Linked DNA regions of Mus musculus: region 1 is linked to region 2. A link is a loop called in an ENCODE intact Hi-C map of the cell type or tissue named here. Cell type or tissue: left cerebral cortex. All regions are shown on one strand. Each heading gives the region's core, and the rest is flanking DNA. Links, peaks and the distances in the headings are about the cores only. Region 1 overlaps Cerk (ceramide kinase). Region 2 overlaps Tbc1d22a (TBC1 domain family, member 22a).

What was found. Hi-C counts contacts between places; a loop is a spot of excess contacts. Peaks named below come from ENCODE experiments on the same cell type or tissue, not always from the same donor. Only the 100,000 strongest peaks of a DNase experiment are listed, where the experiment ranks them.
Region 1: a loop joins it to region 2, with 2.0 times the contacts of the local background. A loop is called at or near these places in 9 of 42 quality-filtered maps.

What each region holds. Positions count from the first base shown.
Region 1 is chr15:86,163,503-86,172,060 of GRCm38, reverse strand. Cerk (ceramide kinase) reads left to right here. Exons shown (of 13, transcript NM_145475.4): 2 at 6,126-6,239; 3 at 6,971-7,093. Among named protein-coding and RNA genes, the nearest start is that of Gm15569, 18 kb to the left of the region's middle. In left cerebral cortex, for the core only: no CTCF peak of the experiment used is centred there; a DNase peak (open chromatin) is centred at 4,575; H3K27ac peaks cover 1,386 bases.
Region 2 is chr15:86,224,750-86,233,307 of GRCm38, reverse strand. The region is part of intron 1 of Tbc1d22a (TBC1 domain family, member 22a); the gene reads right to left. Among named protein-coding and RNA genes, the nearest start is that of Tbc1d22a, 15 kb to the right of the region's middle. In left cerebral cortex, for the core only: a CTCF peak has its summit at 4,889; a DNase peak (open chromatin) is centred at 4,905.

The DNA of each region.
Region 1 (8,558 bases), core at 3,580-6,079, 61 kb after region 2:
TTTTTGTTGTTTGTTTGTTTGTGGGGTTTCTCTGTGTAGTCCTGGCTGCCCGGGTACTAACTATGCAGACCAGGCTGGACTCGAACTCAGACCTGTCTGCCTCTGCTGCACCCCTCGCTGCACCCCCCCCCCCGTGCCCTGTCCCCAACCCCGAGTGCTGGGATCAAAGCTGGATTTAATTGGATTTAATGTCAGGAAATGAATGGTGAAGGGGCAGGGGCATTTAGGTTTAGCTCTGCTGGCTGGAAATGAGTTAAGTCCCCCCAGCCCATGTCACAGGCAGTGGCTCCATCACAGTGAAGAACCTGGCAGGAGAGAGACAGAAGAGCTCTGTGTTTGGGGCAGACACTTCTAACACCTCTGAGCTGAACTCCAAAAATGTGAAAACCGTTTAAAATACAGTCTTGTAAGATGTGCCAGGGCAGGTAAGATGAACCTGCCCTAATGTGTTAACTAAAAGAGCACCCTCCTAGGCAGACAGAGACCAGATCTCGTAGCCGTTTGCTATTCTTTGTAACTGGAGTAGTGTTTTTGAAAACAAAGGCTCTGAGCAGGCGTGCGTGGAAGTGCAGGTGCGAGTGTATGCCTGTGTGCATGCGAGCAATGCATGTGTGCGAAAGCACATGTGCACGTGTAGAGGTCAGAGGTTAACATCAAGCATCTTCCTCGGTCACTCTCCGACTTTATTTTCATTAAAAATTTTTTATATTTATTTTATCCTATGCTCCTGAGTGTTTTGACGGCATGTATGGATATGTACCATGTGTTCCTGGTGCCTGCACAGGCCAGGAAAGGGAGTCAGATCTCCTGGAACTGGAGTTACAGATAGCCATGAGCTGCCATGTGGTTGCTGGAAATTAGACCCAGAGCTCTTAATCACTGAGCCATCTCTCCAGCCCCTTCTCCCACACTTAACTTCCCCTCCCCAACCTCAATTTGCTTTTTGAGGCAGGCTCTCTTTTTCAGACCTGGGACTAGAATGTCTGGCCAATGAACCTCTGGGGTGTCCTGTCTCTACCCACCCACCCCCAAACCCCTGGATCACAAACAAGCCCCACACGAACTGTAACTGACTTTCCAAGTAGGTGCTGGGGATCGAACCTGAGCCCCTATGCTTGTTCAGCAAGCATTTTACCTACTAGTCATCTCCTCAGGCCCCGAGAAGACAGTCTTCCTCACTCGGCTTGTGATTTGTTTTGCAATCCATGCCATTGCTTTGCTGGGCTGACGAGAAGCTGGAATGATGGGGGTGGAGGTGGGGTGACTCATGAGGCAAGGGTGTCTGGAAGGGGTCCCTGGGAGGCACTACCAAAGTTCACTTGGCCTGTACCAGGAAGGTAGGAGGGGGCAGGGGTTACTCTAACCTCTGGATTCTGAAGGAAAAGGGTAGATTTCTCTGGGGGGGGGCAGAAACTCGCTCTGGCTTGAAGGAGAGAGTGACTTCTCAGTGCTCGTGCCACCGGCAAGAAGGTGGCACTTCGAGGTGGACCTCACTCCTCCAACTAGGCCCTCTGGACAAGTATGTAGAATGATTTGAAAAACCATCATCATTCTAGCTTCTCGTCAGCCCAGCAAAGCAATGGCATGGATTGCAAAACAAATCACAAGCCGAGTGAAGAAGACTGTCTTCTCGGGGCCTGAGGAGATGACTAGTTTGCTGGTAGTAAGGAGTCCAGGGTTGGACCCACGATTGGCTAGGTCCTTGTGCAACAGGCTGATGGGGACGCATCCAGAGTCCCAAATGGAGTGGGCAAGGACACCTATGAGTGCTTACCTCGTCCTACACAGTGTTGGGGGCACTGGAGGTTAGAGTGAACTGGCCTCTGTACCCACAACAGGTTGGGGCCCCACTTTGGTGTACTCAGGACAGCAACACCATAAACAGGGCCACCTCTCAGAATGGTGGGGGCACCAGGAGCAGCACTCTGTGTCCCCACATCAGGTGTGTGACTGGCACAGTGAATGGTACTGTGGTCCCTGTGAGGGGACAGGTAGAGACTGCACAATGCGGGTGTGGGCTTGGTCCTTTTGGGCTGTGGGCCACAGCATCTGTCATCTTTTGTGTCTTGGACACTCACTGCTCCTGCCCTAAGGCTGACCCGCAGTCTGACTGTGAGGTCCTGGAAAAGGAAGTTAATATCCTTTGTAGCGATCCAGGACATTTGACTCTGAGTCATAGCCAGCCATTATTTTATTAAAGGGAAGGGGACGTGCCTAATGACTGTCAGCCACTGCTTTTCTGTGATCAGGAACAGGATCTACAAGAGCCTAGGGTAACATCCACCACTCATGGCCGAGGCTGCCTGGCAAGCTGAGTGTAGAAGCATGAGAAAGTTGGCTGCTCTTGGCACATCCCAGCTGCAGCCTAGACAGCACAGGGCACAGCAAGACAGCATACCGTTCTTGGACCAGATGAGCTATGCCTAGCCCTGGCTTTCTTATTTCTTTCCCTTCAAAGCAGAAAGTTCCCTGAAGGGCAGCCTGTTGCCAGTGTCCTCATCACACAGGCTCGGGGCCTGCCTGGTCTGGGAAAAACTGCACTTCTCATCCCGGGTCTCTGTGAACCTTCTAACCTTGCTGGTAGTGTATGAGGACGTGTACCAGAGAAATATAGCATTCTATAGGAAAAGAAAGGGCCCAGAATTCCTGCCTGGCCAGCTGTTTGCCAGGGTCCCCCTCCTGTTCTCAGTTGCTGTGGTTGATGTCATCAAGTGTCCATGTGGCCATCCTGGTGTGTGGGCATCTCCCCGTACGGTCTAGACTGCATATCAGAGAACTTGTTTGAGGGGCATTCCACCCCAAGAGGTCCAGATGCCAGCTCCTTCAATACCTCTGAGTCACACAGTTCTCGCCACTGACCCCTGTGACTGACAGTCTCAGTTTCCTGGCACAAGGCATTGGATGTAGAGGTGGGGGTGTAGAAGATGTAGAGGTGCTGTGCAGGGATGGGGGGCCTGTTGGAAGCACAGCGCCACTGATGATAGCTCAGGTTTCTGATAGGTCATTTTTATCGAGCCGTTCTTCTTTGTCCACAGATCCTCATTCCTTCCCTTCCCTTAGCCCCGCCCAGTCCCTAGCAGGGAGATGCTACAATCTCCTACACCCTACATGACATTCCCATCATAGAGCCCCTCTCTCCTTGCATCCCTGACTCCTTGTCCCTCACTGCTTCTTGGCCTACCCTCTTCCTACTGTTGTTCTCTCCGGAACCACTAGCTCAATCACAAGATCTCCCCAGCCCCTCCCCCCCCCCACGCCAGGCCTGAGTCCCTCCTGACAGCTCATGTGACTTACCCTAGTTCAATGTTTTTCCGCCTCCCAATTCACCCATCCGGTTATGCTTGTGGGGATCTAAACAGTGCTGGTTTTAGAGCTTTTGTTCCCACCAAGGGACAATGCCAGTGTCACATGAGCCGTGGTGTGGCTTGTGTGCAACGGCAGCTGTGGAATGTACTGTGGGCTGCGTGGCTGTGTGGGGTCCCTGGTGCAGCATGGCCTTTGGGGTCTGGCCAGCAGAGCATGTGACATCAGGGACATTAGGACACTGTTCTCTCCTTTCTTGGTCTGAGACTCCCTCTGAATATGTAAGATGAAGCATGATTCGTGGGCACACTTTTAAGAGAGTTGTCCAACCGTCACTAGCACACTTTAGTTATTTTGTGATGTAACACGGTTGCCTCTTAGTCTTCTGAACATCAGATGCTTATCTCACTCCACGACTGTGCTTAGCAGCTGTGACTTCTGTCACCTGATTCTTAGGGACAGTCACAGTTATGAATAAGAGGCACTGGGAAATGCTTGAAGTCTGCCCTCAGTGGTCCTAGACTCAAAGCACAGGGGGCTTTATCAGAGGGTCACTGCCTCAGGTTTGTTCTGAGGACCTGATGTGAGCTTGGCAGGTGAGCCATAACAGCACAGAGATGTGCCTCTGTCACCTCCTGGTGTTGCAGGAAGGAGGCAGTCAGAGGTCGGGTGGGTACAGGGAGTGGGTGCAGGGTCACAAGCAGGGCAGGATTTGGAGGCGGCTCCATGAGGGCCAGGTCAACATCCCCAGAAATGGGGAAGATGGGTAAGTTGCAGGAGAAGGGAGGGGCCATGTCGGAGAATTGGCTGCTGGTGGCAAGCTACTTGCTATGTAGAAGGTGTCCAGATGTCTGTCACAGGGCCTGTCCTGAGTAACATCCTCGCAGGAGTAACGAGGAGCTGTGTGGGGTGAGGGAAGGGGAAGACTAGGGAAGGGAGAATTAGAAGCAGCTAAAAACTGAATTTCGGAGGCACAATGGTATAAAAATGGGAATCCCAGGAGGCAGCCACCTGTGGAATGCTGAGGGTGGCCCCAGACCCAGGGTGGGCACAGGGTCCACAAGGCAATGGGCTTGATCCTGCTCAGTTCAGCCCCTCCCAGTGTATGTGCCTCTGGGGATTCTGGGGGCATGACTACAATCCTTTCATGGCTCAGATCGAACCTTCCAGGTTCTGATGACCCAATTTCAATGGCACCAACTTGGGGAAAAATACTACCACAAAGGGATCACAGGTGCCACCACAGCATGGCCTGCTAATTTGGGTGCTGGCAGAGACGCAGGATTTTTTTAGCTAGACTGCAGGGTTGAGAGCCAACCTAGGAAGCCAGCAGGTAGCAATGTTCATCTGTACAAAAATACAAGGTGATTCATAAAGAAGCATTGGGAGTCCAGCCTGTGTTCAAAGAGGATGCTGTGTCTGTAATTGCCTCTGCTCCCCCTGACCGGCATAGCCTCAGCCCACAGCTTCTGTCGGAACCTGTTATTTCCCAAGGCTGCGTGCCCAGCCTAGAACTTTCTTTTGATCCAAGTTAAGTAATTACAGCATGCGTCAAGCAAGTTTAGACCAGTCTGCCTCTCTCTGAGCTACTGGGTTAGAGATTTTTAGTCACCAGGCATGACGGGGTACACCCATATGCACTCAAGAGGCTGAGGCAGGAGGATTGAGAGTCCATGGCTAATCTGGGATATCTAGAAAGACTGTACTTAACTCAAAGCAACAGAATCAAACCAAAAGATTGCCTGGAGCTGTGATTCTCTAGGCCAGTGGTTCTCAACCTTCCTAGTGCTACAGCCCTTTAATACAGTGCCTCACGTTGTGGTGCCCCCCACCCCCATCATAAAATTCTTCCATTGCTATTTCATAACTGTAATGTTGCTACTGTTAAGAATTGTAATGTAAGCCGAGCAGTGGTGGCACACGCCTTTAATCCCAGCACTCGGGAGGCAGAGGCAGGCCGATTTCTGAGTTTGAGGCCAGCCTGGTCTACAGAGTGAGTTCCAGGACAGCCAGGGCTCCACAGAGAAACCCTGTCTTGAAAAACCAAAAATAAATAAATAAATATATAAAGAAATGTAATATCCAATGTCTGAGACATGACCCAAAGAAGTATTGATCAACAGGTTGAGAAAACACGCTATTCTGGGCCCAAGTCGTCCCATCTTCTTGCATCCAATCAGAGCCCAGCTTCCCTGGAACACTTCTCCACAGACTGGACCCAGATTCTCACATACTTTGGTGGCCCTGGCATCCTTTATTATGTGTCTTCTATCCCTCTTGGATTTCTGAGCCACTTTAGGCCTCAGAACAGAGAACACGTCCAGAACACGCCTCACATAGTACAATAGCTGACTCAGCAATCAGCACTTGTGGCTTAAATAGCTGAACAGACAGACCATGTAAGGGTCACAGCTCGAGTCTGCCCTCCGATGACACCAAGCTGCCTCTTGTTCTGAGTGGCATGACCTCCAACCTTCCTGCCTGCTTTCCTTCCTTCTTTAAAAAAAAGAAAAGAAAAAGAAAAAGAAAAAAAGATTGCTGTTTATTTGTTGGGAGAGGGTGCGTGCCAGGGTGTGTTCGGGGAAGTTAGAGGACAACCAGGAGAAGCTGGTTTCCCCCTTCCACCCTGCAGATCCCAGGATTTCACGCCGGACATCAAGCGCCATCTTGTCAACCCTCGCCTTCCTTTGTGTTTGGGGTTATGGAATGAGTGTAGGAACGATTATGCGCAGCCTTCGGAGTTTGGGGTGGGGTGGGGGGGGAGGCTTTTCTGTCTGTGTAGCTCTGATGGGTCCTCGGATCTAAGTGTGGTGTCTTTGTAGATGCCCGCTCGGTACTGGTGTCGGAGATCATCGCTGTTGAGGAAAAAGACGACTGCGAGAAACACGCCTCCAGTGGCCGATGGCATAAAATGGAAAATCCGTTCGCATTCACAGGTGAGGGGGCCTCAGTGTTTGCCAACTCCCCAGGCCCTCCCCTGTCCCTCCACCCCACCCCCGACCCCAGTTAGCTCCATGAAGACCTCGGAGAAGGTCTTATCAAAGCCAGTGACTGGCTCATCTTCACAGACTCTGATAGCAATCATTCAAAATCTATTTTGGGGGCTGGGAAAACGTGTATGTAAAGGGCTCTCTGTCTCTCCCTGTGTTGCTAAAATTCTACCTCCTCCCAGCGTCTCAAGGACAAACCCAGGCAATTTAGCACCAAAGTTCGCTCTTGGGGAAACTGATGAATTTATCGGGCTTCTTTACAGAGCCTAGACGAGGACTTACTTACAAAGGTGTGGTGTCCCTCACCCAACAGGGATCTGGGTTTCTCTTATAACCACATAGCTTGAGCCTCAGCTTTAGTCCCCACCACCCCCCATATACTCTGGCCCCGCCCCCTGACCATGCGCAGCACTGCCCAATGGTTCAGGGCAACGGGTTATTCAAGTGAGGATCTCTTGCCGTCCTCTCTGAGCCTCTACAAAGGGGGTGTAAACTGTCAACCAGTCTTGCTGGGGTGATCTTTTGCAAGGGAGCACAACTGAACTCCTCAAGGTGGTGTGGTTTGGCCATCCGGGCAGTCCTGCAGTGAGATGAGGGGTGGAGAAAAGAGACTCCCAGCCCTGAGGTCTCCCTTCTGTAGCGGTAGATGCTGCTAACCAGTGTTGGTTTTCACACAGTCCACCGTGTGAAGCGAGTACGACATCACCGCTGGAAGTGGGCACGGGTGACCTTCTGGAGCGCCGACGAGCAGCTGTGTCACCTGTGGCTGCAGACCCTCCGTGGGCTGCTGGAGAGCCTGAGTACGTGGGCGAGCTTTCGGATTTGTTGCCAGGCAGCACAGCTGTGGTGGCACGCGGGACTCAGTGACCTGACCCAGGTGGACGTGATGGATCCCTTTGCTTTGTTTTTATGTTTCCAGCTTAGAGAGTCCCAGTGTGGGGAGCAGACGGGTATAGACTCTGCAGCTGCTGTCCTGGCCCAGCCTCTGCTTAGGAGTAGGGAGACTGAAGCAAATCCGTCAGGCCCCAGAGCCTCATTATCTTTCTCTTTTCTCTGTAAGTGGGGTGGGTGCCAATATTTTCCAGGTGTAAATGAGGACTGAACAGAATGTGGGAGAACGACTTCTTACTTTCTGGGAGTGTAGCCTCTCAAGTGCCGCAGAGCCCAGTGCCTTGTTTAATATGTGCCAAGGGACCAGTTTCTTGTCACTTTAAACATGGTGGCTTGTTCTTTTTGCACCCGTAATACTGGGTCATGTTATAATTTTACGTACAAAGGCAACAGCTAATTCAGCTTTAGACTTGGATAATAGCTTTTTACCTTTTGGGGCATTAAACTAGTATATGATTTTTTAAAATTAAAAAAATATTTTTGAAACAGGGTTACTCTTTGTATCTCTGGCTATCCTAGAACTCACTTTATAGACCAAGCTGGCCTCCATCTCATAGAGATCTGCCTGCTCCTGCCTCCCAAGTGCAGAGATTAAAGGTTCGTGCCACCACCACCCACATGATATATGAATTTTAAAAAGTAAATTGTAGGGCCGTTGAGATGGCTCCGTGGGTAAAAAACACTTGCCACCCACACAGAAGACATGAGTTCAACCCCCTAGACCTCTATGTGGTGGAGAGAGAGGGCCAAGACCTTCAAGCTGTGTTCTGAGTCTCACACATCCTGCATGTGCCCTGGAGTGTGTGAGCTAGGCATACATGTGCAATCACATGCTGTACACACACACACTAAAGGAATAAAAAGGAAACAAAAACAAATTAAAGTGAATTATAAAAAAATTTGCATAATGGCACATACCTGAGATCCCAGCACTTGGGAGGGAGGCAGGGCATTTCAATTCCAGGCTGGCCCGTGCTGCATAGTGAGACTTTCTCTAAGCACAAGAGGTGGGGGAAAGGTTGGGGGGGAAGGAAGGGGGTGTGGACAAGAGAAAAGGGGGGCAGCCACTGATAAATTCACTTCCATCTCCAGAACCCATGCCAGAAAGAGACTACCAGTTCCCTTAAATTGTCTCCTCACTTCCACACATAATATAATATAATATGAGGGGGGAAGGGAAGGGGGGACAGAGGGAGCAGGAGGGAGGGAGGGAGAGAGAGAGAGAGAAAGAGAGAAACTGGATTATAAGGTATTTGAAACAACTGAACTCCAGGGCCTCTTCATGAAACACTCCCTCTTTTTTTGGCCTCGAACTCGGAAATCTGCCTGCCTTTGCCTCCCAAGTGCTGGGATTAAAGGCGTGTGCCACCATGC
Region 2 (8,558 bases), core at 3,936-6,435:
GCCTGCTGTCAGCCCCTGTGAACTAATGTGTGGCTCATCCTGCTGGGTTTCCTTGGGGTCATCCATCACCTCTGGCTCTGGGAATCTCTCTGCACAGATTCCCTAAGCCTTGAAGGAAGGGGTCTGATAAAGACTTCCCATTTAGAGCTAGCTGCTCCCCCTCCCTCCCTCTCCCTCTCCCTCCCTCCCCACATTGTCCAGTGTTGATTCCCATCCACAGCAAGGAAAAGCTTAGAAGGAAGTTTTCTTTAAATCCTGGGAATGGAGAGATGGACAGAGAGAGAGGGGGAACATACAGTTCTTGCAGAGGACACAAGTTCAATTCCAAGCACCCACATCAAGCATCTTAAGGCTACCTATAACTCCATCTTCAAATCCCTCTTCTGGCTTCCATGGGCACCTGCATTCATACATGCACATCCCTCCACCACCACACATATAAACATAATTAAAAGTAAAAAAAAGAAAGAAAAGTTAGGATCACTACAGCAACTCAGTGGATAAAACTGTTTGCCCCTAACCCTGACAAACTAAGTTTGTTCAATCCCCAGGACCCATATAGTGAAAGGAGAAAACAACTCCTACAAGCTGACCGCTGACCTCTACCTACATGCTGCGGCACATATATACACACACACAAGCAAATACATAAATAAAATACTTTTAATAATAAAAATAAATCTTTTTTAAAATTAAGTTCTACCTTGCTGACTCTGTGATGTGAAGTATTTCCCCAAATTATTACTTCCTTCTTCTTCAGTTTACTTAAGTCATTTGTTTACCTTCAGTTGTGTTACCTGATGTGTGAGGAGCCTACAAGTAGCATATGTAAATGTAAAAGGCCACTCTGAGGCGGAGAGTGCTCGGACTTGCCTGCAACTCCTTGTAAATCTTAATTATTTCAACATTAAACGTTGTAAACCCCACAGGAATAGAATGAGCTCTGGTTCCCTCATCTCTGGCCCGTGCCACCTCCCTGGACAGCATCACTTCTAATTTCACACTGTGCTGCCATATGGCTACAACATAATGAGTTTACCCAAGGTTGACTGTGAAACACAGAACTGATTTAAAAGTGTTTGTGGTTACAAGGATAGCAATAACACCTCTGGAGAGAAATGGCTACACAGCACTTGATAACCTCCTAAGGACAAAGTCCTGCAATGGGAATGCCCTGGGCATAAGGCACACACTTAAGGAGATTTGGCCATGCTGCCAAAGGACAGTCAAGTAGCTCCCTCTCCCGCAACAAGAGCTGGCCGATGGCCAGACCCCACTAACTGGACAGAAGCAATCTCCACGCTGGCTCTGTGCCTGAGATATTTTTTCCACTGGTACCTCTTCTTTTGTAAACTACTCATATCCTGTGTCCATCTGCTAACAAGGATTCACCTGCTTACTGATTTGCAAAGTGAGAATTCCTTCTGTGTCATTTGTGCTGTATGGCCAGCAAATAGCAGTCCCACCAAAAGATGTCCACATCTAGAACTGTGGGCGTGTTACCCTTTCCTGTACAGCCATCAGAATAGTGTGCCTATCAAAGAGAACAGTAGCCTAGTGTTAGAATGCCCTGTGGTCATTCCTATGGGAACACAGCACGCACTCACATTAAACCCAGTGCTGGTTTTCCCTTGGAAAAGAGGTATACCTGAACCTAAGAAAAGAGAGGCAGGCAGAAAATTCTAGACAGATGGGGCCTGGGAGATGTTCAGTAGTTAAGAGGACAGGAATCTGAAACCCCAGGACTCACATGTAACCCCAGATGTATAAGTGAGCATGGTAGTTCATCTGTAATTCCAACCCAGGGAGGGGGAGACAGAGGAAGCCTGGGACAGCTTGGTTAGCAGGACCAATGGCACCACACCAAACAGTTCTGGTTGACTGACACACCTTGCCTCAGTGAAAAGGTGAAGAGCAATGGAGGAAGGCTCACACTTTACGTGGGTAAGCACAGCTACATAGATTTGAAGTGGGTGGGTGCAGTTATATGGGGCATGAGGGATGGGTGCAGTTACACAGGATATAAAATAGAAGAACTAACATGCTTGCTGAACCCTGACTAGAGCTTCCACCTGACTGGCTGGATTTTCTCTCTTGTACCCCAGGCAATACTCTTTGAGTATTAGTCCCAAGAAGTGCCCGTGAGTACCCATCTCAACTGACCCATCATAACTAACCTCCTGTAGCAGTCACTGACCACAGTAAGACAAAAAAGTGAAGAGCCTTACTTCAGCCCTAACCTTCCAGTCCTTCCAGTGACTTCCAGAACATCCTGAGGCAAGAACCAAGCCCCCACAGCCCTGTGCATTACCTGCATTTTACAGAACCCAGGAGAATCAGAAATGTGCTGTTTGTCAAGGGAGAGAACAGGTATATAGTTACTCAGATCATACACAACCTAGAGTAGCCTTTCTCCAAATCTCAGGGGTGCCTGACCCTGGTGCAGTGTTCTCAAGATGAAGAGTCAAAGGGTCCAGGTTCCAATTCCAGGGCCAACACTTACTGGTTGGTAAAACTCAAAACGAGTCAACTCTCTGGTCCTTAAGTTCCTCGGCCTGGGAGAGGAAATGAGAATTTTTACAGGGTACAGTTGTGGATGTGTGGCGGAGAGGGTTTACCTGGGTGAAGCCTGGCATCCAAACAGAAGTCAAGTACACACCGTGGCCAAGACAGCCACAGTGGTAGCACTTTGTATACAGAAAGTGACCCACAGAGAGCACCTGTCACAACTGCCAATCTCTCTTGCCTCTAATACTCACAGGCTTCTTCTATTCCCAATATATTTATATTCAAAACAGTAGGCAGCTTGGCCTGCAGGGCACTATTTGCATGTCATTTTCATAAAAGTCTCTGCAGCATTATCAAAGATTTCAGGCCTTTCCCTCCCAGCAGAACAGGAAACTCATTAATTCTTCATAGGCAAACCACTTGTGTTTATTGAGTAGAAAATGTTCCAACAAAGTTCAAGCTCAGACTTAAAGGAGCCTCGTTTTTATCTTATTAAAATTGCATTTATTTGGTCTAGCATTGCTAAAGAAGAAAAACAGACTTCAGTGGAGCCACTGAAAAGGCCTGGCAAGTGGCACGCATACTTACCTCAGATAAGGAAACCTTTCTGGAAGAATACTCATAGCTGGGGGCGCGCTGCAGAGGTATGTGTGCAGGCTCTCTGACCCACTCCCCCAAAAAAGTACATAAATATGCTCTTGAAATTATTGAATAAATTATATATCTTTTAAGACTCTACAGTTATACAGCACCCTAGGGATACTTTGTGAAAGCAAGGACACGTGACATAACGCCACGTCCTGCCACAGAGACACAAAACCTCTTGTGTAAGCACATAAGGAAAGAGACTCAGCAAAGTCTGTGACACTACACAGGCAGCTAAAAAGTCTTAGCAGGGCTGGGCATCAGAGCTGCGGCCTCCTGTGTGCTGAGCCACACCTCCAGGACATGCATGACCAAGATGCTGAATGTGATAAGACCCGTAGCCAGCGCGCAGAAGGCTCCAAGCTCTCTCTCCTAGATGCTCGCTACCACCTGAGGACTGAGTACAAAGGAAGCAGGGCCTGTGAGTGTAAACACAGACGAGGTACCAACCAAGCCAGACAGAGCAGGCGCTAACCGTGGTGGACAGAGATGAGATTAACTCACCAACAGAACACTGAAAGCAAGTTAAAAATACCCATGTATATTTAATGTACAACACATGTCACTAGTAAATGTTGGTGCAAAACCTTGTCCTTTTTGCATGTGTACCTGAATGCAAAAATAATTCCTATCACGTGTATCTTAGTTACCTTTCTATTGCTGTGATAAACACCATGACCAAAAAAGCAACCTAGGATGGGGGGCGGGAGGGGGTTGTTTCATCTTACACTTCCAGGTACTGTCCATCACTGAGAGAAGTCGGGGCAGGAAATTAAGCAGGGCAGGAAGCTGGAGACTGGAACTTTTGAAGAAGCTCAGTACAGGATGCATGACAATGAAGGCGTAGCGCAGGACAGTGACTGTGTAGAAGCAGGGAAAGGAACCTGGGCGCAAAGACTCAGCAACCTCCACTGTGTGTGACGCTTCTTCCTGCTGGAGGACATGCTAGAGCTCTAGGGGCCGCAGTCACCGCAGGTGGTCTCTATCTCTAACTAGTCTTCTAAGGGACAAGGCTTTAGGACAGTGGTTCTCAGCCTTCCCAATGTGCAACACTTTAATACAGTTCCTCAGGTTGTGGCAACCCCCCAGTTTAAAATTACTACTTCATAACTGTAACTTTGCTACTGTTATGAATCATAATGTAAATATGTATTTTCCGATAGTCTTAGACAATCCCTATGAAAGAGTCATTTGACCCCCAAAAGGGGTGCAACCCAGAGGTTGAGAACCACTGCTCTAGGGTCACAAGAGACCGACTCTTGTAAGGCACTGCTTCACTGAGCCAGAAGGGTCAAAGTGCAGCAGTTTTTAGAGAGGCAGGTCATACAGATCTGATGAACAGAAAGCCCCACAGCCCAGCACAGCAAGCAGACAACAAGGAAAGGGCCTATAAAGTCTGTCAAGTGAACAGGGAATGAAGGTGAAGTGTTCACAATGGAATATTAAATCATAAAAATGATGCATGAATGAAACCAGCTATGTGCTGCCTACCTGTAATCCCAGCAGTCAGGGGGCAAAGGTAGGAGAACTGAGTTCAAGGTCATCCTACATAGCCAGACCCCGTCTCAAGCAGGGAGTGAGGAAATTACAAATGGTCCCCAACTTACGATGGCTCAGACAATTTCCAAATTTCACAAGGGTGTGAGAGTAATAAATACTAAGCAGAAAACACACATTTGACCTGTAATCTTTCTCAGGCTTGTAATATGTGATGCAATACCTTTTCTCAATACTGGGTGGCAGCAGTGAGCCCCAGTTCCTGCCAGCCTACAGCAAGAGCAGAGATCGTGGTGCTTCACAGTCAGTATAGCCCTAGGTTAGGAGATCTGGTGTGCCGCAGAGCTCTGTGCACTTTCCCCTTACAACAGGGCACCAGGATGGAATCCTACTGTAAACCAAGGAACACCCCAAGTGTCTCAAGCTGTAACATAGACAAGCCTTAAAAATATGCCAAGCAAGCTGGACAGTGGTGGCACACACCTTTAATCCCAACATTCAGAGACAGGCAGATCTCTGAGTTCGAGGCCAGTCTGCTCTGCAGAGTGAGTTCTAGGACAGCCAGGACTATACAGGAAATCTCTGTCTAGAAATATATATGTGCTAAGCAAAAAGGAGGTCAAACAGAACTCAAGAGGCTGAGGCAAGAGGGTAGTAGGTCAAAATCAGCCTGGGATACACAATGAGGCCCCATCTCAAACAAACAAAAAGTTACCAAGATATGCTGCTGTATGAATACAGTAGGAAATGTCTAAAGATTCACCCACAGAGACAGGGTAGATTACAGGTTTCCTGGGAAAGGGTAGAAAGTAAAGGCGTAAGAAGATATGGTTTCTCTTTCTTGGAATGAAAGTATCTGAAGTCAACTGTGATCATAATTACATAATTCTAAATATGCATTTTAAAATCCTGAATGTCTGGCTGGCAAGATGGCTCCTTGAATAAGACACAAGTAGACTTGAGTTTGAATCTCAGAGTCCACAAGATGAAAGGAGATCAGACTCCCAAACATTGTCTTCTGTTCTTCATAGACAGATAGGTTGTGGTTTTACCTATACACACACACACACACACACAGAGAGAGAGAGAGAGAGAGAGAGAGAGAGAGAGAGAGAGAGAGAGAGAGAGAGAGAGAGAGAGATTTAAATTGTGAACATTTTAACTGGGTAAATTGTATAATATGTAAATTATATCACTATATAGAAGGAAGGAGGCCACAGGCCAAACATAAACAAACAAGTAAACAAATCAGGGGGCTTCACATGAAAAGAACAGGGACTTTACATCCCCTCAAAGCAGAGAAAGAAAACTTTACAAGGATTCCTTGGTAACCGGAGTGTACTGAGAGGGGCTGTTAGTTATGCTCCAGTGTCTACCCTACACAGATCCCAGAACAACACAGGTAGGAAGGGCTCAGCCATGGAGAACAAGCAAGCAAGCACATCATGGAGGCCACAGGTGGCAGCCCTGTTACTCAACACAGGCTCTCACTCACATGCAAGCAGGGCAATCTCCACAGAGGGCAGCACATGACATGGTGAGCCATGGAAGGGCAGCAAAGAGATGACAGAGGAACAGCGCCCTGGAGCAGATACCTCACAGCCCCAAGGGGGCTAGAAAAATTTATCTTTTTCAGGACAAGGAAGCACCCATTAAAATGACAGCTAGGAAGGAAGGAAGGAAGGAAGGAAGGAAGGAAGGAAGGAAGGAAGGAAGGAAGGAAGGAAGGAAGAAAGAAAGGAAGGAAGAAAGGAAGAAAGGAAATAAATTAGGAAGGAAATTAGGAAGGAAGGAAGGCAGGCAGGCAGGCATCAGCAGCTCACACCTTTAATCCCAGAATTTAGGAGGCGGAAGCAAATGGATCTCTTGAGTTCAAGGCCAACTTGGTCTACTCAGAAAGTTCCAGGAAAGCCAGGTATACACAGAAGAACCCTGTCTTGAAGCTACCCCTCCCCAAAATGACAGCTCAAGAAGGGGAGCTGAGAAGGGAAGAAAGTGATAATAATGCAGCCCAAGAATCAGGGGCACCTCTTGAAGGCTGGTGTGGGGCAGGACGGGCTGAAGACACTGAGGAAATGCCCAAGAGAGAAAGAAAATCTCTGAGGTATGTGCCACATTAGGACTTTGGCCAGAACAGCCCTTACCAGTCAGGAGAGTACATCAAATTCTCCAGCTTGGCCTTTGCTTGAGGGGCACCATAAAATACTGTCTGTTCTGCACGACACAGCTCGATTAAGTCTCATCAAATACCACACACCAGCAGCAGCCAATGCTAACACCCAAAGGGAAGAGAGAAACAAGGGCGGCAGGGTTGCTTCACAAGGTAGACAATTCATTAGGACACAGCACAAAGAACAGTAAAGGAGGAATGGCCACAATTCAGTCACAAGATCGCAGGTTCTAACAAGGCAGCTCCCTAGGCTGTCCCTGCCACTAAGGTCCACAGTGACACTGATGGACTTGCCCCTCTTCAGTACCTGGTCTTTGCCCTGCCTCTCTACTTGCACATATGTCCACAGGCAGCATCCCTCGTCACCCAGTAAGAGCTCATCTCTATTCAGATGACAGGGATTAGCATGGCCCATCTGGCCTTGGAGTAAGAATGTTCAGAGAAGATGCTCTTTTCAGGCCAGCACAGAAACATGTATAAGGGAACAAGCAGACAGCAGCTCTGGACCTCTGACATTCAGATCTGGCTAGTGCACAGTGGCTAGTTCAGGCAGGCTCAGTGTGCATGGAGAGAAGCAGTTCTCAACCTGTGGGTCACGACCCCCACAAGGGTCACATAGCAGATATTTACATTTTGATTCGTAACAGTAGCAAATTTGCAGTTATGAAGCAGCAATGAAATAATGTTATGGTTGGGGGTCACCACAAGATGAAGAACTGTATTAAAGGGTCGCAACACCAGGAAGGTTGGAACCACTAAAGTAAAGGAAGACAGCAGATCAGCATGCTGGACAAGCCCTGGGCACACATCAGGCCTGGAGTGCATTCTCAGAGGGTGATCCTAGAATGAAAGAGTACACCCAGGAGGATATGTGGGACAGACCAATGCTTCACATGAGGTAAGAAGGGCTCTAGGCTGAATATACATGCCTACAACGGTCCAGCCAGCTCACAGAGGAGCAGCAGCCTTGTGCCAAGACTGAGCTTCCTCACTGCAGCCCATGCAGGGAGAGTAAACAGCACATGTAGGGACTCAATGCCAGGCCAGGATCCGCCTGCACTGTCTCTCCAGTCCCAGCAGCAGCCTCAGCCCTGAGCTCGCTGCATGGGAGACTCCACAGCTGTGCCCTGAACTGGGAGGGAACAGCGAAGGTGGAACCTCCTTACTATGCCAAGAAAAGAGGAAACAACATTTCAAAAAAGGAGAACAGAAAGTCTGGCATCCTCACAATAGCAGTCTCTAGGACAAGCCACAGGAATGGGAAGAACAGTGGTCACACTCCCTCAGACCCTGTGACACCTCTGCCTCTTATCTGCACACCAGCATGAGCCTAGAAGCAGCTTGCCTAACCCGGCAAACCCAGAGACATGCCTAAATGCAGCCTGGCAGCTCTGGAGCTCAGCGCTCTTCGGGTGGCGAGAAGCCCAACACACCCTGAAGGCTCTGAGAAGCTGGTGGGAGTCTAAGCTACCCCTGGAGGGCCCAGTTCCAGTGGGCTGGGGTGAGTCAGCTTTTTAGAGATGCACAGCTAGAGGACGAGACAGAGATGAGAAGTTGTGTGCTATGACAGTCCTCCTCCAGTTCAAATCTTGATTCTGCTGACAAGCCACAGGGCTCTAAGCAAGCTTCATCAGTGAAAGGCAAACCACAGTCCCATGCCCCACCAACCACTATAAGGCCTGGACCACTCAGAAAACAATCCCACAGCCCTGTCACCAATCAGCTCTGGGACTCCCAC